Linked DNA regions of Homo sapiens: all the other regions are linked to region 2. Evidence: chromatin contacts called from ENCODE Hi-C or POLR2A ChIA-PET data. All regions are on one chromosome and are shown on one strand. Each heading gives the region's core, a stretch centred on a gene start or an enhancer-like site at or near the end of the contact. The rest is flanking DNA. Distances are from core to core; before and after follow the strand shown.

The links. Hi-C counts contacts between places; a loop is a spot of excess contacts on that map. ChIA-PET counts read pairs that join two places held with the same protein, here RNA polymerase II (POLR2A). Pooled maps may share reads with other maps.
Region 1: a map of ovary shows a loop between it and region 2 (5-fold over the local background). The contact joins the promoter of B4GALT1-AS1 here to the promoter of CCL27 in region 2. A Hi-C loop is called at or near these places in 2 of 168 maps with a recorded cell type or tissue (naive thymus-derived CD4-positive, alpha-beta T cell and ovary), 1 of 37 single-sample maps with no recorded cell type and 6 of 50 pooled maps.
Region 3: a pooled map shows a loop between it and region 2 (26-fold over the local background). The contact joins the promoter of NFX1 here to the promoter of CCL27 in region 2. A Hi-C loop is called at or near these places in 1 of 37 single-sample maps with no recorded cell type and 7 of 50 pooled maps. POLR2A ChIA-PET finds 5 or more read pairs at or near these places in 2 of 52 experiments (PC-9 and activated T-cell).
Region 4: a loop to region 2 is called in a map of B cell, with 14 times the contacts of the local background. The contact joins the promoter of HINT2 here to the promoter of CCL27 in region 2. A Hi-C loop is called at or near these places in 5 of 168 maps with a recorded cell type or tissue (B cell, CD4-positive, alpha-beta memory T cell, CD8-positive, alpha-beta T cell and 1 more) and 17 of 50 pooled maps.

Annotation. Positions count from the first base shown.
Region 1 is chr9:33,162,222-33,168,633 of GRCh38, forward strand. It overlaps B4GALT1-AS1 (B4GALT1 antisense RNA 1), which reads left to right and starts at 4,727. Exons shown (of 3, transcript NR_108110.1): 1 at 4,727-4,825. It overlaps B4GALT1 (beta-1,4-galactosyltransferase 1), which reads right to left and starts at 5,115. Exons shown (of 6, transcript NM_001497.4): 1 at 4,537-5,115. The coding sequence starts at 4,948. RefSeq lists enhancers at 1,278-1,777, 4,966-5,531, 5,449-5,548, 5,532-6,096, 5,619-5,698 and 3 more and silencers at 4,867-5,140, 4,899-5,298.
Region 2 is chr9:34,658,941-34,664,870 of GRCh38, forward strand. CCL27 (C-C motif chemokine ligand 27) reads right to left here and starts at 3,717. Exons shown (of 3, transcript NM_006664.4): 1 at 3,624-3,717; 2 at 3,344-3,476; 3 at 2,950-3,139. The coding sequence starts at 3,693. The coding sequence ends at 3,004. It overlaps IL11RA (interleukin 11 receptor subunit alpha), which reads left to right. Exons shown (of 13, transcript NM_001142784.3): 9 at 819-960; 10 at 1,334-1,453; 11 at 1,564-1,660; 12 at 1,914-1,996; 13 at 2,542-2,962. The coding sequence ends at 2,558. LOC730098 reads right to left here. Exons shown (of 3, transcript NM_001320038.2): 3 at 5,223-5,930. RefSeq lists an enhancer at 688-1,189.
Region 3 is chr9:33,287,544-33,293,078 of GRCh38, forward strand. It overlaps NFX1 (nuclear transcription factor, X-box binding 1), which reads left to right and starts at 2,973. Exons shown (of 24, transcript NM_002504.6): 1 at 2,973-3,054. The coding sequence starts at 3,030. It also overlaps the pseudogene LOC100862682. RefSeq lists enhancers at 902-1,863, 2,569-2,988, 2,999-3,048, 3,018-4,217, 3,199-3,248.
Region 4 is chr9:35,812,203-35,816,739 of GRCh38, forward strand. It overlaps HINT2 (histidine triad nucleotide binding protein 2), which reads right to left and starts at 2,840. Exons shown (of 5, transcript NM_032593.3): 1 at 2,697-2,840; 2 at 1,442-1,582; 3 at 1,243-1,347; 4 at 1,064-1,136; 5 at 758-943. The coding sequence starts at 2,777. The coding sequence ends at 852. It overlaps SPAG8 (sperm associated antigen 8), which reads right to left and starts at 60. Exons shown (of 7, transcript NM_001039592.2): 1 at 1-60. FAM221B (family with sequence similarity 221 member B) reads right to left here. Exons shown (of 7, transcript NM_001012446.4): 7 at 4,189-4,537. RefSeq lists enhancers at 1-134, 3,033-3,212 and silencers at 2,653-2,972, 3,303-3,482.

The DNA.
Region 1 (6,412 bases), core at 3,477-5,976, 1.5 Mb before region 2:
TAAAACCAGGGCTGGAGAATTTTGATATGAACTTGGAGTTTCTGAAAGAAGAAAGGAAGAAATGAAGGAGGGAGGGGAGTGATAGGGAAGGGGATAAATACACACTTTGGTTCCCCTAGATGACCTCAGCACTGTTCAATTATGCCTCCCCTGCCTAAATTAAGAGTTCCTGAAGAGGAGGCACTTTGTTTTCTTCTTTGTAGCTCTAGTGCCCAGCATAATACAGGAACACTGCTGGAACTGAAGGAATGAAGTTATCAGATGCCTTAGCCGTCACGGATATCCATACAAGATCACCATACAAGACCCTTCAGATGGACCAAAAGACACACCTTGCAGGGATCTTCTGAAACGCTAGGGCATATCAGGTCACCCCTGAACCTGTGCACTAGCCAACTATTGAATAGTAACCTCCAGGAAGAGCACTAGACAATCCCATCGTGGAATGCTACAGTTCTAAGAAGCTGCAGTTTAAGTCCAATCCCACATTTGGCTCTTACTCCCCATTCCCCAAGGAGTTTCCATTTGGTTCATCAGAGGCTCCACTGCAGGTGGAGGCGGTGCCTTGTGTTTGCTCAAAGTCTGGAATGAATTACAGCAGCCAGGGATCACTCTTATTGCCATAGGCTGTGTCTAAGAAAGCGACCAAGTTTCACCATGAAAGCAAACCAAATAGTCATGGAGGGTATTTCTCAATCTCAGACTGTTAGACAAAGAATGTCTGTGTATACGTCAATACATTATTTTCCACGAAAAAAACAACAGGACAAAACTGGCTTACAAGACTAGTTATCTGAGCCTAAAGCTTCAACCCCCAGGATGAAGCTCCACCCCAAGCCGGAAGGTGATGAGGTTCCAAGGCTCATCCCCAAAAGGGCGAGAGAGAGTCCTTTCCCAAGCCTCAAAGTACACTCTGTCCTGGGCAGCCTGCTTGTGTCCACATGTGTGCATATGAGGGAGGGGGAAACGTGCTGGTAGAGAAACACCTGAGAGCTGAGAGCCCAGCAAAGACCAGCAAGTGCTAGGACACAAACCCTGGCAGACGCTCAGCAACAGCCCCCATAAAAACCAGGGAAACCGGCTCATGAGCAAGTGCTCCTCGGGTGCCCTGGCTACCTGTAGCTGCTGTTTGCTGGTCCAAGTGCCCATCTCTAGATCAGAGTCTTCCCTTTGAACAAATGAAGAGGATCTCCTCAAAGCATAGGTGGGCAAGAGCGGCCTCTGAGGCTTAAGCAGTCTAACACTCACTCCCCTACCCCCCTGAGGGGACTGTACCAACCATCCCAGGCCCCAGCTGAGCCCCCAGGCCAGCCTGCCTCTCTCACCAGTTCAGCTTCAGGTACTGCCCACCTCCCCCCATCACCCTACTCATCTTCAGACTGGCAGTGCCACAGCTGGTCAAGTCCCATTGAGCTGCTGCCCAATCTGAGCAGAGATAAACATGACGGGGGAAGAAGCCCAAGGCCACTGTTCCTCCCATCTCAGCAGGCAAACACCCAGGTGGCCAGAAAAGAGGGCCTCGCTGCAGGGTTATAAGTGGATGCCGCATGGCCCCGCTGAGGACCTGAGACAGGGTTAGGAAAGAAGGATAGCATAGCACCTGCAGGCCTAAACTACCTGGGAGGATTCCCTGGAGAAAGCTGTAGAATCCTCAGGAAAGGCCCCCCTTCCCACTGCATCACTCACTCCTGCAAGCCTCACATTAGCCCAGAGCAGGGTGCCCGGTGTGGGGGCGGGGGGTACTATGGCTCCAAACCTGCAGCCTGCCCCAGGTCACACTAACCCAAGTCTATCTGAAGACTATTCCAAGGCCCTGACAACTCCAACAGCAACCCATCAGCAGTCCAATCCGGTGCCTTATGTCCTCCAGGGAAGGGTTTGCCCATAACCCACACCTGTCAGCTGAGAGGAATCTCAGCATCTGGCCCAGACCCCTGGACACCAGAAAGTAAAGCCAAGTCGGGGAAAGGAACTGCAAGTAGTGAAAAGGCCACAACTCTAAACCCCACGGATGCTTTCTCCCACCAACCTCAAAACCACCCGCAAGGGCTTTGGCTGACACCTGCCCATGAACAGATGGGCTCGACTCCCCCCACCCACACACTCCCAAGGAGACTTTCAGCTTTCTCAAGGCCTCATAGCCAGGAACCTCCATTCTGAGAACTGTACCTAACCACCCAAACCTACAGACCCTATTAAAATGAAGAAAAGACCTCTCGGCCCCCATTTCTGGGGCTGCCTCAGCAGCAGCCTAAACGTCATGGTCTCTTGCATGTCACATGAAAGCAGCCAAAATAGAGAAGGCACTCTCTCCTCGTCCTCCAAAATGTTCTTTCTCAGGAAGTCCTTTCAAGTAGCCAATTATAGTCCATTTAGAAACACCAGTAACTGGTGACAAGCCGATCACTAGCAACACCATTACAAAACAAAACTAAGCAGAGGTATGGTCACGACCTTGTCTCTTACGCTTCTGAGAGAAGATGTGATACTCAAATACCAATGTAATCAACTTTGCGGTACTTTTGTTTAACTTGCTAATTATTTTTTCTTTCTGTGCAATATCCAGGCAACAACTAAAAACAAAAGCAAAAAACCTGGCCTTTTTCTGGCCTGGAGACTCAGTCTCTCTCCCCCTTCACTCTGCTGTGCAGAGCCATTTCTGTGGGAGTCTGAAAAAATGAAACTTTTTAAAGATCCTAAGCAAATATTATTACTATATTATTATTATACGGTGTATTGAGTGCCCGTATTTTTTTTTTTTTTTTTTTTTTTAGACAGTCTTGCTTCGTCGCCCAGGCTGGAGTGTACTGGCACAATCTTGACTCACTGCAACCTCTGCCTCCCAGGTTCAAGCAATTCTCCTGCCTCGGCCTCCTGAGTAGCTGCGATGCCACCACCCCTGGCTAACTTTTTTGTATTTTTGTAGAGATGGGATGGTGTTTCACCATATTGGCCAGGCTGGTCTCAAACTCCTAACCTCAAGTGATCCACTCCCCTCAGCCTCCCAAAGTGCTAGGATTACAGGCGTGAGCCACCATGCCCAGCCTGAGTGCCTGTATTTAATGTACACGATCTCATTTAGTCTTAAAAAAACCCCTGTAAGGTAATCATCGACAACCACATTTTACACAAGGAAGAGATTTTGAGAAACTCGATAGCATGTCTCAAGTCAGACACTTAGCAGCAAGGCAGAGTCCATTTCATTTTATGGGACTAGTCTGCTTCCCAGAATAATCATCAAATGCAAAGGAATTTAATTATCTGCTTAAAAAAACAAGCCCCCATTATTACCACAGTTCACGTCTGACCAATTCCAAGATGTTCTTCCCAAACTTGATATGAACACATTGACGCAATTACTGGCGAAATTGAGCAAGAGTATGTAGTAGCCAGGGCTCTGTGGGAAAGTGACAGAAAACTCCTATTGGCAGGATGTCATCCTGCCTGCCAGGGCCCCTCACTTACAACAATTATCTAAAACCTAGCATTAGAAATGAGAAACCACCTGTGTGGTAACCCTGGAAGCAACCTGTGGTTGCCTTGGGCCTGTGGGCCTGTAGGTTACAGGTCAAAGAGAAGTCCAGACTAGGCTCAGCCAGCTGCTATGAGGAATGCAAACTCACCTACTCAAGCTCTCTGCCTATGCTGAAACAGGCTAGAGGTCAGAGTTCAGATCATCTGGGCAAGATAATTGAGACTCAGGCTGCTACCGGAAGTACCAGAAATGGGCAACGTGGTGTTGACTGGTTATATTTTAGCCCTCTAACACCCAGAGTACACAAGCTCTCTGCCCCTGGGAGAGATCCCTGCTCACCTAGGTTTTGGGTACCCATACCAGGAGGAGGCTAGGGGGAAGGGCTCTCGGTCACGATCCACACAGAGGAAGAAATGAACACACAGTGACAATTTACTGAGGGCTTACCCTCATTAATTAAGCCCTTATTTACCATTGTTCACAATATCTTCCAAAACAACCCCTTGAAAGGGTGACCATTTATTATCCCAGAAGAGAAATATGAGGTTCAGAGAGAAGTCACTTGGCCCAAACGATCAGGAGAAAAACCCACTCAGGAGAGTGGCTCTATGGCAAGACACGTGAACCGAGAGGTCAGTCTCCTTCCCCACCGGGAGCCTCACGTCAGTCCCCAAAAGGGAGTGGATTACTCGAGGTCCCTACCAGAGTTCTCAGTGCAAGGCTGCTCGAAGCCCTAAGCAGACCCAAACTCCAAAACTTCCTGAGCCTCGGGCCACAGCAGGGAAGTCTCCAAGGCCTTCTCTGGTTCTGGGGCTAGAGGGGCCTCGGGACTTCCCTGTGCGGTCCCGGCCCCACGCCTCCAACAGGACTCCCCAGGGACCCACCTCGCAAACCTTCTCTCCCATCCAGTCCCAAGCCTCTGTCTGGGATTTAAAACTCTGATCCAGAAGAGGGAGGCTGGCTGTCGTAGAAGAGCCAGCCTGAGGGAATGTCTGGGGGACCCTGTCGGGGAAATCCGGGGGGGTCCCAATCCTCCGACTGGCGCCGACCCGAGTCCTTACCAAGCAGCGGGGACTCCTCAGGGCAGGCGGGCAGCGACAGTGCGGTGGTGTGGGGCACTGGGACCGAGGTCAAGTTGCTAGCGGGGCCAGGGCCAGAATCCACGACTGGGCTGGAGTCGCCACCCGGGCGCGGCTGGGAGGAGGCGCCTAGAGGAGGCGGCGGCCGGGCCCCTCCGGTCCGGAGCTCCCCGGAGGACTGCCCGATGGCGGCGGCACTGTTCGAGCCGCCCTGCAGCGGTGTGGAGACTCCGACCAGTTGGGGCAGGCGGCTCAGGTCGCGGCCAGCCAGGTAGTAAACGAGGGTGACGCCAAGGTGCAGAGCGCAGACGGCCACGAGCAGGCGGCAGGCCCGCTGTAGGGACGCGCCTGGCATCGCGGCGCTGCCGCTCAGGAGCGGCTCCCGAAGCCTCATCTTCCCGCCGCCGCTTTAAGAAGGGTGTGGGCTACAGGAGGGGAGGCGACCCGCCCGCGGGCCGCCCGCCAGGCGCTGCCCCACAGCGGCGACTAGGGGAGGGCCCGGAGCGGGGGCGGGCGAGCGGCTGAGAGCTGAGACTCCTCCAGCCAGCCAGACCTGGGAGCGGCGAGAAGCCGCCCGAGGCGCCGGCGGAGAGGGGAGGGGCGGGGCCCCGGCGAAGGCGGGGGCGGGGCCGGGCGCGGGGTTTTCTGGACGAGGGCGGGAAGGCGGGGCAGCCCGTGGCGGGATGGGCGCGCTGGGCGGGGCCTCGGGAGGGTGGGCAGCGGGCGGGGCGCCGTCGTGGGGTCCCCGGAGTATGACTGCAGCTCCGACGCTTGGCCGCGCACCGCCCTCTTCCTCCCGAGCCTTTGCGGCGGAGCTTCGGTCGCGTTGAGCCGCGCCTCCTCTTCCTCCTCCACGCTGCCCTCGACAGGCCGCGCCACTTCCTGGGGTGCGAAGGGACTCGGGTGCGAGCCTGGGCCTGCAGCGCGGCGGCGGAGAGAACGGAGAGGACAGCTGGCGGGTGGTTATCTGGAGTGGTTTGGGGCCGCGGCGGCGTTCTGGCCAGTGGGCCTTGGTGGGCTAGGAAGAGAGGCAGAAAAAGGTTACCCAGGAAACGGGCTTCGACGCCGGGCGAGGAGTGGCACGTTCGAAACCCCCTCCCTAACTCAGCCCGGCTGGACCCCGCTGCTTAACGGGGGGTCCTGCGGCAAAGAAAGTGGACGGGTTGCCACTTCTGTGCCTCCCCATCAGGTAGCCTGGGCTATAAGGGGCTCTCAGACCAGCTTGGTTCCAGATGTGTGTGTGGCGGGAGTCCTGTATACTTTGAAGAGGAGAGCAGCAAGAAGCCTCTAACTCCCAGGCCAGCGTGCAGGAGATCAGCCGGCGTTACAGTCTACACTGGGCTACCCACTGTCCCATGAAGTAGCAGTTCTCCCCATGTCGTAGAGTGGGGCCCCGGCAGATTAAGAAACTTTCCTAAGAGCCCACAGCTGGCAAGAGGCAGAATTCTGGCTCCGAAACCCATGTTTTCTACAGGTTTACCCTTTGTTGATTTGCAAGTAAGGGCTGAAGGCTGTGTGGGTGAGAGACTTAGGCACTGAAGCCACTTGACCTCGATTTGACCCAGAGGCCTCAGGCCCTGAGTGAGCAGAGACACCTCACCCCAGAGAAAGACTCATGGAGGTGCTGTCAGTAATGTGGATAGGGAAGTTGAGGGCTCTGGCAGCCAACCATCAGGGAATAACAGTAGCTACCTTATTTTGAGAGTTTGCTGTGTGCCAGTACTATCTGCCATGAAGTAGGTGGTGTTACGGTGTCCATTTCACAGATGAGAAAATAAGGCTTATGAGTTGACACTTTGGTTGTGATCATACAGAATCAACTTTCCTCACTTGACTTCCTGGACACCAGGTCCTTCTG
Region 2 (5,930 bases), core at 2,467-4,966:
TTGAGAGGGAGTCTCGCTCTGTCACCTAGGCTGGAGTGCAGTGGTGCAATCTCGGCTAACTGCAACCTCCACCTCCTGGGTTCAAGCAATTCTTCTGTCTCAGCCTCCCGAGTAGCTGGGACTACAGGTGCCCGCCGCCATGCCTGGCTAATTTTTGTATTTTTAGTAGAGATGGGGTTTCACCATATTGCCCAGGCTGGTCTCGAACTCATGACCTCACGATCTGCCCACCTCGGCCTCCCAAAGTGCTGGGATTACAGGTGTGAGCCACGGCGCCCGGCCTAAAAATAACTCTTAGGAAAAGGAGTGCCTTTCACCTAGAGGCACATTCTCCTACAAACACTCATATACCCAGCTGAGGATAGCAGTGAATTTGTGTCTCAGGAGATGTTAAAGATTGGCTGGTATCAGGACTAGGGAGCAGCAGCATCAGATAATAACTAATATTTACTTAGTGCTGCCTGCCTGTGGGGTACCTGGCTACACTTTTTGCATACATTGTTTTGTTTAGGTAGATTCACCTCTATTTTACAAATGAAGAAACTGAGTCACAGAGAGGCCCAAAGGGTCATTCAATATGTGGTTCACCAAAGATTTGAACCCAGGCTGCCTGATGCCACAGCCTCTCTAAGTAATCACTACTGCCGTCTTACAAACACTAGGTGTAGACTCAGCTCCACCAGACACCCAACATGAGACCTAGACAGCTCCACTAGGCTTTAGGATGAGACTGGGAGCAAGGGGTGCTCTTTGTAGATGGTGGCTGGGAAGGCCCTGCACTTACAAGCTGGGTAACAGTGAGTCATGTTTACCCCCAGGTGGAGCCAGCTGGACTGGAGGAGGTGATCACAGATGCTGTGGCTGGGCTGCCCCATGCTGTACGAGTCAGTGCCCGGGACTTTCTAGATGCTGGCACCTGGAGCACCTGGAGCCCGGAGGCCTGGGGAACTCCGAGCACTGGTGAGAGACAAAGCCAAAGAAAAGGGCAGAGGCCCCATCCCAAAGCATCTATCAGCTGAACCAGTTCCAAAAGACAGGCAGGTGGCACATGCCCTGCCCACACAGGCACGGCAATTGCTGTCCCAGACTTCAGACTTGTTTGCCTACAGCCCTGTCTTAGCTTAAGTCCTGCCCCTTGGCCTCCACCCCTGCAGTTACAGGCTCCACTTCTACAAGCTTGGAGCTTGCCATGCTCCCTAGGAGCTGGCCATGCCCTATCAGGCTCCTCCTCCTAGGTACCTTGACTTCCAACCTAGGCCTTGGCCTTGAGCACAGGACGTGACCCCCGTCCCCACCAGCGTATGGACACTTATTGGGTCTTGCCTTCCTTTAGGGACCATACCAAAGGAGATACCAGCATGGGGCCAGCTACACACGCAGCCAGAGGTGGAGCCTCAGGTGGACAGCCCTGCTCCTCCAAGGCCCTCCCTCCAACCACACCCTCGGCTACTTGGTGAGCTTGGGCAGATGGGCAAGACTTGTAAAGGACTGAAAACCCCAGAGAAAAGGGGACACCGAGCTTGGTCAGGCTTGCTCTCAGTGACATGTGGCCCTCCCCCTCAGATCACAGGGACTCTGTGGAGCAGGTAGCTGTGCTGGCGTCTTTGGGAATCCTTTCTTTCCTGGGACTGGTGGCTGGGGCCCTGGCACTGGGGCTCTGGTAAGTGACTGCCATTGGTCCCTCAGCCTCTGATCCTCACACATGCTCTGATGCCCATAGACCACATTCATCTCCACCCTTCATGACTGCCCGCTGAACCTGTCTGATTCTGGAACTACCTCCCCATACCTCCATCCCCCATGCCCCACTTGATTTTAACTGATTCCTCTCCTGACCCTTTACTAATAAACCCTTTGGCGGAGACTGAGATAACCCACATTGTTGGAGAGACAGCTGCCTTTCTATGCCCCAGGCTGAGGCTGAGACGGGGTGGGAAGGATGGATCCCCAAAGCCTGGGTTCTTGGCCTCAGTGATTCCAGTGGACAGGCGTCCAGGTGAGTAGGACATCCAGAAGATTTGGACTTGGAGATGTTTGCCCCTATTTTGAGTGTCCAGATTAAGAGCTGGCTGCCCTAGTCATTTTAAAACATGCTGGGAATCCAAGTTGGGTCTCCTCATTTTAATGATGTCTAGGCTGAGGGCTGGGCCTTTCATTCTTGAGTCCCTGGGCTCAGAAGTGGGTCTCTTTCCCTCCTCTCAGGGTACTGAGGAAGGACCCCAGGTGGACTTCCCTTCAGGGTATTAGTATTAGTACTAATACTCTTCCAGGGTATTAGACTCAGAGCTGGATATTCATCCTTTTTTTTCAAGGTGTCTTGGATCAGTGCTAGGTCCCCTCCTTCATTCTTAATGTGCCTGGGCCCAGAGCTAGGTCCACTCCCGTATCTTCAGTGTGTTGAAGAGGCTCCCTCAGAGCTGGGCTCCTCTACTCATCTTCAGAGTGTTAAGCTTAGAACTGAGTCACCTCCCTCATTCTCAGGGTGTCTGGGCCAAGATCCGGTCTTACTGTCTCTCCTGATTTGCCTCCTGCTTCTTCTAGGAGCTCCAAACCTGTAGAGGACCCAGGAGGGCTTCGGCAGATTCCACCTATAATTCTGTCTTGCTGGTGTGGATAGAAACCAGGCAGGACAGTAGATCCCTATGGTTGGATCTCAGCTGGAAGTTCTGTTTGGAGCCCATTTCTGTGAGACCCTGTATTTCAAATTTGCAGCTGAAAGGTGCTTGTACCTCTGATTTCACCCCAGAGTTGGAGTTCTGCTCAAGGAACGTGTGTAATGTGTACATCTGTGTCCATGTGTGACCATGTGTCTGTGAGGCAGGGAACATGTATTCTCTGCATGCATGTATGTAGGTGCCTGGGGAGTGTGTGTGGGTCCTTGGCTCTTGGCCTTTCCCCTTGCAGGGGTTGTGCAGGTGTGAATAAAGAGAATAAGGAAGTTCTTGGAGATTATACTCAGAAATTATTATCCAATGCTGCTTTATTATTTGGCTATTGGGGGCTTCAGCCCATTTTCCTTAGCATCCCAAAATTCAGCTTGGGCAGAGTCCCATGGAGCTTTCTCTCTTGGTGCTCAAACCACTGTGACAGGCTGGGGTTCTGGGGGTGGATGCAGATGCTGCGTTGAGCCAGGTGAAGCCTGGGTAGAGAAAGGTCCAAAGCTATGACCATAGCTTGGGGATGAGATTAGGGTCATCCCCAATGACCCTAATTAGGGGTTAGGAGCAAGGACCAGATGAAAACCTGAGTTGGCAACAGAATTAGCAGTTAGGGCTGGGGTTGGGATCAGCATTAGGGGTTGGGACTGAGGTCAGAGTCAGGGGTATCAGGGGTGGGAGCTCACACGAAAGCCTGGAGGTGACAGTCCCCGTCAGCCTCCTGCAGTTCCACCTGGATGACCTTCCTCAGTAGCTTGTCTGAGAGTGGCTTTCGGTAGAGCTGAGTACAGCAGGCAGTGCTGGGTGGCAGTAGGAATGCTAGGGGCAACAGGGCCATGTGTTCAGAGGGATCCTGACCAAGAACCTCTCTGCCAGACAGCTGGAGGTTAGGTTGGATTTCCTGGGTCTTTTCAACTTCATCCCATTCACCCAGACCCCCAGCTTTCTATACCCCCAAGTACTCACCTGCTGTAGGGTCTGGGCTCAGGAGCAATGACAGCAGCAGGAGGCTGCAGAAGGTTGGGGGCCCCTTCATGTTGCTCAGCCTAGACTCTTCCTTCTCTCTCTCTCCTCCTCCCCTACCTTTTATCTGGGTGCCTTTTACCTGGGGCACTAGGTGAGTCAGAGGCAGTTGGAGATGTACTGTGTAACCTGTGACACTCCTGGGCCCTAATTCTCGGCCTGTTGCCACAGACTCCTTCCTCATCTAGGATAGCCATTTCCCATGTGCTCCTAAGCTCTGGGCAGTGAAGCTGGGGGAAGGATTAGTGTGTGATGTAGGGACTGATGGAACAGTGAGTAAGGGCAGTCAAGCATCCACAGCAGCATCTAATGATAGACATTCACACTCAAATACGCATAGCCACACATTCAAAGTCACTCCTCAATCACTTGGTCAACCTCACAAAGTCATACTCATGATCAGACAACCGTAGACAAAATTATATAGCCCCGGTTATACTCAAAGTCCCTCTCCCACCCAATTGTGTTTTCACAGTCATCCAATCACAAGCAAATTCACACTAGCACACACAGATTCTGACAGGGGAGTTGTGGGTGGGGTGGGAGCAGAGGGCAGGCAAGCACCAACTTGCCTTCACCTTCTCCTCCCCACTTCCTGGCTTGGCCTGCCTGTCTTATCAGAAGAAATGGATGGGAATGGGTCCCTAGAGCAGGCCCTTCTGGCTGAGGAGGGTTCTTGGCTGAGGCCAGCCCCATTCAGAGAAGCTGGGGGAAGGCCCTTTATGGTAATATTAAGGGTGTTTTGGAGATGCTGAGGTGGGGCAGCTTTCCCCAGGATGATGAGACAGGGAGGAAAGGTGGGGTAGATAAGGAGGGAAGATAAAAGCTCTTTGGTGCTAGGTTACTGTTGTCAAAACAGGTAAAAGGCCCAGTGAATCTTACCTTCCTGTTTTTGTCTAGTCCTGTTCCAGGAATGCCAACCTCTTGCCAGCAGGGGCCTAGGGTCTCCAGATCCAGTCCCTGACTTGTTGAAGACATTGGACTCAAGCACTCAATTACATCTTTGTTTTACTCAAATTCCAGCCTCCTTCCTGGGCCTGGAGGAACATCCCCTCTCCCTACCCGGGTTCAGTCACACCCTCATGTCCAACTGCTATACCCCCTGCATCCCACCCTCCAGCTATAGCCGCTTCTCTCCTAATCCCATACCCAGCTGTCACTCCGTTCTTTACCCCCTCCCTGCAATGCAAAGCTCCTATTCATCTTTATCCAGTCCTTTCCAGGAAGCTGGGAGCTGCCTAGGGTGGGGGTATGCTGCCAAGTTCAGTGCCCCTGGCTCCTTTAAGAATTTCCCACTCCTGGTCCAGGGATCTCAATCTGCAAGTCCTGCTCTATATTTGAAACATAAACCAAGTCATAACACAGTAATCCAGCCCTTATCTTGTTGCAGTCGTCTGCTGTAGGGTCAGCCACTCTCTATGGAGTAGGCTTTCTCTTGGGATAGGGCTTAGGCCTTTCTCTTGTGTCCCAAGGCTTGTTGGGTGTAGCCACTGAGGAAATCCCAAGGAAATCTCCCAGGTTCCTCGGGCTTGTCATAGACCTTCTTCATCACTTGGCTGTGCGCTACATACTTTCTGGTCTTCCCTGGGCTTGTCGGTCCAGAAGTCTTCGGAAGGCAGAAAACAAATGCTTTTGGGTGTGCACCCATCTCTCCCCTTTAAGACCAAGTCTTCTCCCCAGCCACAATCTGCTGTAGCTTTGGCCCCAGCCAGAAACTGGGCCATCTCTTTCTTTAACTTAATCTTGTGGTGCCCTTTCTGGTGCTGGGTCCAGTCCCTAACTGAAGGCAGGCCCACATAGCAGTCCCTGATTCTCACCACTTGAGGAGTTAGTGGGTCCCAGGCTGATTGGGTGACAGAAGGGGGCGGCAAAGAGCAGTGGCCCTTGGACTCTCCTAGGGAGGGAGCAAGAACTTCTAGGTAGGCTGATGCCAAGGATCTCTAAACTTGGGATCAGACTGGAGGAGCCAAAAGTTGGGGTATGAACTGTAGGAAAGGTCGCCAACCCAAGTCGCTCCTCTGTGGCAGGCAGCTTCTAGGAATCTCCCCCTCTTACCATTTACAGCCTGCATCCTACACCTCTGCTTAAAATGTTTTAGATATACTCCCAGCAGAGAAGATTCTTCAGACAGCTGGCAAAGTCCTCGCTCCGAGGAAGGGAGTAACAGGCAGGATTATTTAGTTCTCTTCATATAGGCGACTCACAGTATGGGTTTTTGGGGGTTGGGATTGGGGGAGACAGCCATTGATA
Region 3 (5,535 bases), core at 1,723-4,222, 1.4 Mb before region 2:
CCTCAGCCCTAGCTGCTCTTTATATATGGTAATCCTGTTTTGGAATTATCTTGCTTCTTTACTAGCCAATCCATTATTATTCCAACCCCCTATTATACTTAATAAATCTTTAAATAAAACTTTCCTTATTAAAAAAATGTAATTCCTGTTCAAAAAGTGGGGTTCTTCTCTCCTGATTGGACCCAGACTGATACACCTGGTAATTTTTAAAGGTGACTATAAAGTTTGATGAGCTGTCAAAATTAAGGATTTATGTTCAACAAAGGACAAAATTAATATTTAATGGAATAGAAGACAATTTAAATGTCTAAAACTGACGAGTGACACCTGTAATATACAAGAAACCATCAGGAAGAAAAATGGGCAGTGGATATGGATAAGCAGTTTTAAAAGGAGGAAACTCAAAAGACCATCATTAAATGTTTGGCCCGGCACGGTGGCTCACGCCTGTAATCCCAACACTTTGGGAGGCCTAGGTGGGTGGATCACCTGAGGTCAGGAGTTCAAGACCAGCTGGCCAACAGGATGAAACCCCGTCTCTACTAAAAATACAAAAATTAGCCGGGCGTGGTGGTGGGTGCCTGTAATCCCAGCTACTTGGGAGGCTGAGGCGCAAGAATCGCTTGAACCCGGGAGGCAGTTTGCAGTGAGCCGAGATGGTGCCACTTCACTCCAGCCTAGGCGACAGAGTGATAAGATTCCTTTTATTTTTCAAACCAATGGGGCTGTGTCTGTTGTCCCCCTCGGTCCCCAGGGGTGGGGGGGCCTTGGAAGGCAGGGTGGTGTTGGGGGGCTGGGGGGCAGGCTGAGTGTGTGTGTGTGTGTGTGTGTGGGTGTGGGTGTGTGTGGAGTGTGGGTGTAGGACTCCAGTCCCAGCTGCTGCCTAGGCTCCTGTGGGTCCGACCGGGTTCCCCCTCCCCTGTCCACCTTCCCCAACAGGGCTATAGTTTCAGGGTGTCCCAGGCCTTGGCTGGTTGGCTGGGCCCAGCTCCTGGGGGCTGGGCAGGGCAGGGCAGGGCAGGGCCGGGTCCACTTCCATTGTTAGCAGTTGTTTGCAGAATTTTCTCTGTTACCATTCCTCTCTTTTTGTTCTCGCCCAGAGTGGGTGGTTTTTTGTTGTTGTTTTAGATTTTCATGTGAAGGCAGAGAGTTTTTTTTCTTTTTTAACTCCCCATCCCCCTATGCGGGGTGTCATTTCACCATCCACATCCTTGTTTGCGTTTCTGGCCCTCGTCCTCCCTGCCTCTCCTCTGCCTCCCCAACCCCCGCCTACCTACTGCTCCCAGGGGTCTCTCCAGGGGCAGGGGGATTTCAGGAGATGGGGTGGGGGCCAGCCCCTACTGGACCCTTGTAATCTGATTTGAAGACCATCCCCCTGATGGGACCAGCAGCCCCGCTGGCCCACTGGGGGTCCCTCTTAACATCTGCTTGTTGTGGGGGTCAGTGCCACGGTCTGCTGGGGTCTTGGCACTGTCTTCCTGGCCGGGGCCTGGCACCTTAGCCCCCAGCCGGCCCGAGTGGGGGATATCGACACCCCCAGCTAAAGCACAAGCACCTTAGTCATCCCTCCTCTCCCCCTGCCTCCTGGCCTGCCACCCCACCCCAGCGTTTACCCCAAAGCACAATGCCCTGGTCACTTGGCAAGTGGCTGGGCCTGACGGAGGCCAAGGGGCAGACCGGGGCTCCAGCCAGACCCCCGAAAGGAAGCAGGTGCTCCCCCACTTCCAGGACTTAGTTGGGGCGGGGGGCCCAGCTCCTGGGCCTAGGGTCTTCTCACCCCCACCCCCTTGTCCTGGGTAGGCCCCTGCCTGCCCCTCTCTGCCTTTTCCTCGGGTGTCCCTCCTCGAGCCCCTGCGGCACTGGCTTGGGTGGCAGAGCCCACTTGTTTCAGGGACCCCAGGAGGTGGTGCCCCCTGGCTCCTGGGACTGTGTGTGGGTCTGGGGGGTGGGGGGGTGGGGAGAAGCGTCGGGCAGGGGGTGCAGGGGAGGAAACTCCTCACCAGGAAAGCCAAAGACAGGGTTGTGCCTTACCTCAGGAGCCACCCGTTCCCCCTTGCCCTGCCGTTCACCCTCCACCTTTCCCCCCGGGCGGCCTGCTGCTTTTTCCTTCTCTTCCTCCCCTGCCCTGCCCTGAGCTGCATGGTTCCCCTACCCTGGGAAGCCAGGAAGGAATCTGAATGGAGAATCACCAACCACCAAAGAAAAAAAGACTGCGGGGCCCTCCCCTGCCAACTCCCCTTCCCTGGCCGCCCACTCACCCACACCTCTTTCACGCAGGACAGGCTGCCCACCCTGTCCACGTGAAGTGCCAACGCCCTCCCCACCCTGGGCCGAGCCCCCACCCCTCCCTGGGCCCCCAAGTGAGATTGCACATTTAACTACTGTAAGGAGAGGAGCGGCGTTGGCAAATGTGAACCATGAGAATATCGGTGATACTGATGAGAATAAACGCCTTTGTAAAAAAAAAAAAAAAAAAAAAAGTCTGGAGCCAGGCGTGGTGGCTCGCCTGTAAGCCAAGCACTTTAGGAGGCCAAAGCGGCAGGATCGCTTGAGGCCAGGAGTTGGAGAGACTAGCCTGGGCAACATGGCGAAACCCGTCTCTACTAAAAATAGCTGCGCATGGTGGCTCCGCCTGTAGTTCCAGCTACCGGAAGGCTGAGGCGGGAGGATTAGAGACTGAAGCTATAGTGAGCCATGATCAGACCACTGCACTCAAGCCTGGGTAAGGCAGCAAGACCCTATATCAAAAAATAAAAAAAGGAAAACCACAATGATTACGCAAGTCGCCGCCCTCCCTCCTGCGATTGTTGCTATTTCCATCCAGCTACTAGTCTCCTCCTCCCGCCCGACACCTGGCGCGTCTATCTGACGTCACGAACGCGCCACACAGATTCGGGCTGCGCAACCTCTGTGGCCGTCTACACGGCGCGCAGATGCGAATATTCTCGCGGCGCCGGAAGTCCGGGGCACGTGACCTGGTGACAGTGCTGACTTGGCTGTACAGCTCGATCTAGGTTCTGCGGCACGGGATGGCGGAGGCGCCTCCTGTCTCAGGTATTGTCCCGGCCCGAGCGGGACTGGGCCCCTTTCAGGGAGCGGAAATTGGGTCAGTGACGAAGTTCTAGGGCCTCAGCCACTCATATCGCGAGAGTAGCACATGCTAGGGCGTAGGATAGTGGCTCGGAAGGGCCAAGCCCCGCGCATCGTGCGTACGAAGATCTGTGTCTTCTTGGACTAGATGGTGAAGCCCAGTAGCTGGGTTTCGGAGGAGAGAGGACTTGTCCCGGCGCTGCGAGTCGATGTGGGTGCCCTGCCTTCCCACAGGCTGTTTCTGGGGCAGCGGCGCACTGACCTTCGACAGGCGGGCGTCGGCCAGGTCACAGCCAGTGACGGTGGCGGGCTCTTGACGTGTAGGGTGTGGTGTGCTCATACCGCCTGGAGTGGTGGCGTGGGCGCGAGCCGAATTCCAGTAGTTTAGAGTCTCAGCCTGCTGCGAACCCCGTGTGACTCAGTCTCAGTCTCCTCATCTGTCAGTTGGGAGTAGATAAGTTAATTCCTGTGATGGCTCCCGCCCTGTACTGTACCTATTCTGTAATTGTTCACTCACTCCCCCTCCTGGAGTTGCCTCAGTGTGTAGAGACAGCCTCATTTGTTCGTTGATATAACATCCATTTCCTCAGGGTGTTCCATAGATCAGTGTTTTCCAAATGTGTTGGACAGCAACCAAAAGAAACATTTTGCATCGCGACCTTAAATATTGTACACTTACATAAATATAAAAGCGAACCAGAAGTTTCTGGAAGCAGTGAGGTTGGTTGGTTTGTTTTACAATCAGCAATATATTCTGTTTTCTGTTTCGTTTAAAAATATGTCACAGCCCACTGCCTTCATTTGATTTTATGGCCCACTCTGGAAAACAGGGCAGCAGTTTGCAGAATGGAGTTTGGAAACCATTGGTTTGAATCTCAGCTCTGTCCCTGACCAGCCGTTGGGGCACCAAGAAGACCATATATGTATTTGTATACTGGGTGGCAGGTAAAATGTATTTATTACTATGGTTCTTAGTTTAAAAAGTTAGGGCCGGGCGTGGTGGCTCACGCCTGTAATCCTAGCACTTTGGGAGGCCGAGGTGGACGGATCACGAGGTCAGGAGATCGAGACCATCCTGGCTAACACGGTGAAACCCCGTCTCTACTAAAAATACAAAAAATTAGCTGGGCATGGTGGCACGCGCCTGTAGTCCCAGCTACTCCGGAGGCTGAGGCAAGAGAATTGCTTGAACCCTGGAGGCGGAAGTTGCAGTGAGCCAAGATCGTGCCACTGCACTCCAGCCTGGGCGACAGAGTGTGACTTCGTCTCAAAAAAAAAAGTTGGAAAACACACTGCATTGGTGTACCCTAGTCTTGATGTGGATATTAAGTCTTCCTTGGGGTTGGAAAACTTTTTGGGCTGGGTATTTTGTTATTCTCCTCACCTAGTCCTTCACCAGATTCTCTAAACTGGATCTATTGATCGTCTCATCCACAGGCTCGTTTCTGACTCATTTCTGTACCCTTCAGTGTTTGAAGAAGAATTCGGTGGGGCCTAGTTGTGAGTCTTCGTGTTGAACTTTGGTGTTGTGCCCAAGTTATTACCTCCAACCCAGAAAGTATCTAATGAGGCAAAATCTTCTAGTCCAAAGACCTCCTTACTCCTTTTCATGTGCTTTAGTTTGATTTTGCTTTAGTTCCCATTCCATGTTCGTATTTTAGCATCATCTTTAGCCCACACCCTCATCATCAAAGTCTTTAAACAGAAGCCCAGTGCAGAGGATACTTTTCTGCCGGTGAGCAGACTCTGCAATGCCAGCCTTGTCTCTGGACTTTGTAATCTGCCAGTTGGATTTCCCTTTAGTCTGCCTTTCCCACCTGTTGGACACCTACTGTGCTGCTGTGTTATCTTGGATTTAGGGTACCACTTGTATTCTAGCCGTGGTGACTAGACATCCTGTTTACTAACTTCCAGCTACTTGAAATAGTGAAATAAAAATGGTGCCTCTGATCTTTGCCATGGCCAGTTTCCTGATCAATGTGTCCTGTTTCCCTTCCTCATGTCTCTTATGGGTTTTTTTCCTGAGGGCTTTGCCTGCTGCCTCATGTCTAGTTGAACATATCCTGTATATGAGTACATGCAGCCTTCTCTGGATTCTCTAGTTGCATCAACTCATTACTGCTTAACGAGAAACACTCTTTTCCTATCCTTTACTAGGCTTCTCTAGACATCTTTACTGATCTTATTTCTGCCCCTCTTTCCAGTCTCGCTTTTTCAAGCAAGCGAGAACTACACAATACCCACTGGTCCAATTTAACCATTCCAACCTTTAAATTATCTTATGTTTCCAGAATACCTCTGCCACCCTCTGCATTTGTCTAATCCTTTTGTGATTTTGTGAGGCCCTCCATCCCATCCCCTAGAATTCTGCCTATGTGAAAGCTTTCAGGACAAATCCTGAATTGGGTGAGAGGTTACTCTATGACCTTTATGATCATTCCATTT
Region 4 (4,537 bases), core at 1,590-4,089, 1.2 Mb after region 2:
GCGCAGAAGTACAGCTGGGCGGACTTGCAGGTGGCGGTGGAGGCAAGTCCTCTGCGGGGCGGAAGTCTTCAGCCTAGTGCTGTTAGGGAGGTCCGCTTTCCGGTCCCGGCGGCATTCCGCCTCAGACGGGGTTTTAGGGTTCCGCTGGCTTAAGACCTCGCCCTCCACGTCCAAACAGTCTTTGCGTGCGGTTTTCTAAGATGATGCTTTATGGGGATATGTTGGAAACAGGCACAGGGTTGTGGCATTAGATTACAGCCTACTTGGTGTTTGCTGAGAGGCAAGTAGCTTCCCCTTAGTTTGCTTAGTTCATTCTCAAAAGTGAGTGGGGTCTTTAACAAATGTTAAGGATGAAAATAAACAAACTAGCTTGAGCAAAATGGTGAGACGTAGAATAGTGAAAAGGCAGCCGCTTTTGTTTGGGTGTGATTACTCCTCCTCTAATAAAAGACCCTCATATTGACCACCCTCCTCCTAAGCGCCCTTAGAACCTGGTTTGACCTCTGAAGAAGGGCCAGGATTGGCTTTCAGTTTCTTCCTACTCATTTAGGCTCATTCCTACTGTTACTTTTCTAGAAGCTTGACCTAGGGTGGACCACTTGTCAAGAAGACTTACATATCTGCAGGCAACATTTAACCACAGGTTGGACCTCCTCAGTGTCTTTCACTCAGACCAGTCAAGGGGCATCATAGCCCTGAATCAGTTTTCTTTCCCCTTTGTGGTATAAAATTTTATATTAAAGACAGGAGAGCATAATTAAGGGAGAACAGTTTTATTAGCATCACAGGGTCCATTTTTCCCTTTCCATCCAAGCATCCAGAGTCTGGTGTCCTTTAATCAGTTGGCAGGTTCAACCTGGAGGCCACTGGAGCTGCCGGCCCCCAAGTACATGAATGTGCAGATGATACACAGATTGTGCACCCAGCTTCCCATCGTTGATCACTGAAATTGAGCTTGGGGTTAGGGAGTCAGGATCATGGCAGAGGTCGAAGAATGAAGATCATATTGAGAAGTAGGAATGAGAATTCATAGGTGAGGGACCAAGGGCCAAAAGTCACTCACCAAGTCGGTATCCATCTCCCAGGCCCTCAGCCTTTGCTGTCTGCTTGGCCACAAGGAGTAGGTGTCCTAGAAGCTATAGAGAGAGCGGAGGGACATAGGTGGCTTCATTCATAGGGAGCAAGACCTCTAGCTGGGTCCAGGGGCTCCTCCCAGCCAAACCCTGGCCCTGTTCTTCCCACCTGCTGGTCTTCTTCTTCAGCCTGGCTAATCCGAGGAATGGGCTTCTTAGGAATGACCAGGAAGTGCACAGGAGCCTGAGGGGCCACATCACGGAACACAAGACACTGGGGGAAGTGACAGGCCAGAGGCCACGTTACTTCAACAGGTTGGATGGTATCTACAACATTCCTAAGGGGATAGGTCCTAAGAGCACCCCACCTGCTGGTCCTCATAGAGAATGTCAGCTGGGAGGCTCTTGTCCAGGATCCGGGAGAAGATGGTTGGGGCTGCTCCCCCAGGAGTTGCCTGCTGGGCCTTGGCCACTTCATTCCCATCAGTCACACCTGCAGCTCCTCGGACCTGAAGGTGGATCGACCATATTCAAAGGAGGGAGCTGGCAGAAGCTGGGCTCTGATAGTTGTTAATTTCGTCCTTCTAATAACCTATTCATCGTTCCCACCCAGGAGGAAAGTTCCTGAATTTCAGAGCACCAGCAGCAAAGGGTAGGGCCAGAAGGTGCTGGACCTGGTTAGATAACAGGCGGTATTATTATCAGGATTCAGCAGTGCAATTGATTCCTGCTCATGTGTCCACGAAATATAGCACTGTTTAGGGAAAGGATCTAGAATGAGAGACTGGGGATTTTGGTCTCAGTTCCTACCTTACCATACCACTGAATTACCTCAGATAAATTCCTTCTCTCAGCTTCTAATATAAAATAAAGGGATGGTTTCCATAATCTCTTGCGATGGCTTGAATCTCTTTCCACTCTCACCTTGTTAGTACATTTCCACTTATTTCCGTTACTTGTTTTCTGATCTTTAAGCCTTGTCGCCTGTTTTATTTAAGTTTTAATGCAATCGCCCTGTTTGACACTAGTTGACCCCTCATCTGGGTGTCACATGTGACTCTGTGAATTTTAACTCTTGTCCCTTGAATGAGTGGAGGTAAGAGTTCAGCTAAGTGACCTCTGCTCCCCTAGCCCCAGGGAACTTCGGGTAAGGGATTCAGAGAAGGCTGATGTCATTGCATCACGTTGGGGGAGAACGGGACGGAATGAATTCTCTGACCTCCGAGCCGCTTCTGGCAAGTGCAGAAGAGAGGTTAACACTAGTGCTCATTAGGAGGCCAGAAGCCTGAGGAGGGCAGAGCACTGGCTCCAAGAAGAGAAAGCTCATTTCCTGCAGGGGGCATCGGGCCAGCTGGGCTGCAGGCAGTGGAAAGAAGGCGGCAGCCGCTGCACTGACCCTGTCCCGACCTCGGCGCCCCGGCCTGCGCAGGGCGGGAATCAGCACCAGCTCGTTCTCCGGAGCCACCAGTTCGACCTCACCACACAGCCCCGGAGCTTGTGCCTCGGAGGGGCAGAGGCCACAGGCAGGAGCTCTGCGCGGCTCTGCGCGCCTTCGGGACCCCCTGGCCCCGGATGGCTTCGGAGCCCGCAGGACCCCCTACTCGCTCCCGCGCCACTTCTCACCTGCCCCCCGCGCACCCCCGTGGCCGCCACGGCTCTGCGCGCCGCGCGCAACCCAGCAGCCAGCACCACGGCTGCCGCCATCTTCCCTGAGCCGCGGGAACCTCTCACCCGGGTCAGCACTCGGCTCCGCGGCCGGCCGTGGGTGGGGACTCCGGGCGCGGGGAAGCGGGGTAGTGGCGGCCGGGCGAGCCCTGCTACCCCATTGGAGCGCGCCTCTGAGCACGATTCACCCCATTGCCTCTGCAGCCACTTTGGAGGCGGGCTCTTTTCATCTCATTGGCTGCTTCTACCAACGCGAGGACAATTTTCCATTCCATTGGTTTCGTCTTCTAGTCCGTGTGAACGTTCTTTTCCCATTGGATCCCCTTACTAGTTTCTCTGTGAGAGAAACTTCCACTCCATTGGAAGGATTAATGGAGCCTGGAGGTGGGATTTTCTCCTAGTTGAATCTGATACACAACTCTGGCTTCTAGGTTGCGGCTCCCGAGTGGGTGGTTCTTTTCGTTCTTGGTTCGTCCTCTTCAGGTCTGGTTCCTATTGGTGCGCGGGGAGAAGGGGGCGGGGCTCCGCCACCTGCTGCAGAAAGGGCTGTTTTAGACCCTCTCACCGCTTTGGCCAGGAGGAGGGCGGGGCTCTGAGGGCATCCGGCGCTTATTGGCTCCAAGAACCACCCGGGGTGGGGCTAAAGGTGAACGGGGATGAGGTGTGTTTTTTTGTGTTTGTTTGTTTGTTTTAACTGGCGGGGCTGATGCGCAGCATTTTCTCCACAAGGGCAGTTTCAGTCCCTTGAGCATTTTGGAGATTTTAATGTACTTATCTAAGGGAAATTCTTCCTTAATTCTATGTTCTTGTTAACGCATTCACTCCATAGATTAAAAAGTCTGTGGTTTTTGCATTTTTTTTTTTTGAGCAGGAGGAGATAAGAGTGTCCTATATTTGCCGCACAAGAATTATAATAAGCAAAGGAGTATGTATTCATTGTTCTTTTCTAATCGGAAAAGGTGTGTGATACAGTTAGCTCGGTGCCTGGTGTTTTCTTTTTTTTTCTTTTTTTCTTTTTTCTTTTTTTTTTTTTTTGAGACGGAGTCTCGCTCTGTCGCCCAGGCTGGAGTGCAGTGGCGCGATCTCGGCTCACTGCAAGCTCCGCCTCCCGAGTTCACGCCATTCTCCTGCCTCAGCCTCCCGAGTAGCTGGGACTACAGGCACCCGCCACCACGCCCGGCTAATTTTTTGTATTTTTATTAGAGACGGGGTTTCACCGTGTTAGCCAGGATGGTCTCGATCTCCTGACCTCGTGATCCTCCTGCCTCGGCCTCCCAAGGTGCTGGGATTACAGGTATGAGGCACCAATAAGTCAGGTTTGCACTGCTGGAATATATATTTTTGACATAAGAAACGTGGGGTCACAAAATACTAATATTCTCAGACGCTAGGTAAGTTTTAGTCTGATATCACATAGGACAAGTTACCACTGTTTCTTTGGTTTTTCTTTTTTTCTTTTTTTTTTTTTTAAACACATGACCTGATACATATAGGTGGTCAGTAATTGTTGAATGAATAACATTTGGTGTTTCCTGTCTTTTTTTCATAATATGTAATATGTATTGCATATGATACTAACCCATGTGTAATCAATTTTTCATATTTTTACAGTCTACGTAAATATAGTTTGTATTGGCTGCTTATTATTTCCTTCAATGAGTTTATCATAGTAATCCTAACTCTATTGTTGACTATTAGTTGAATTAGTTTTAGGTGAATGGTTATCATGGGGCATATAACCACTGTTGGGGAACTTTGCTTCTAGAGATATAACAATCTCTTTTGTATAGCTATATTAT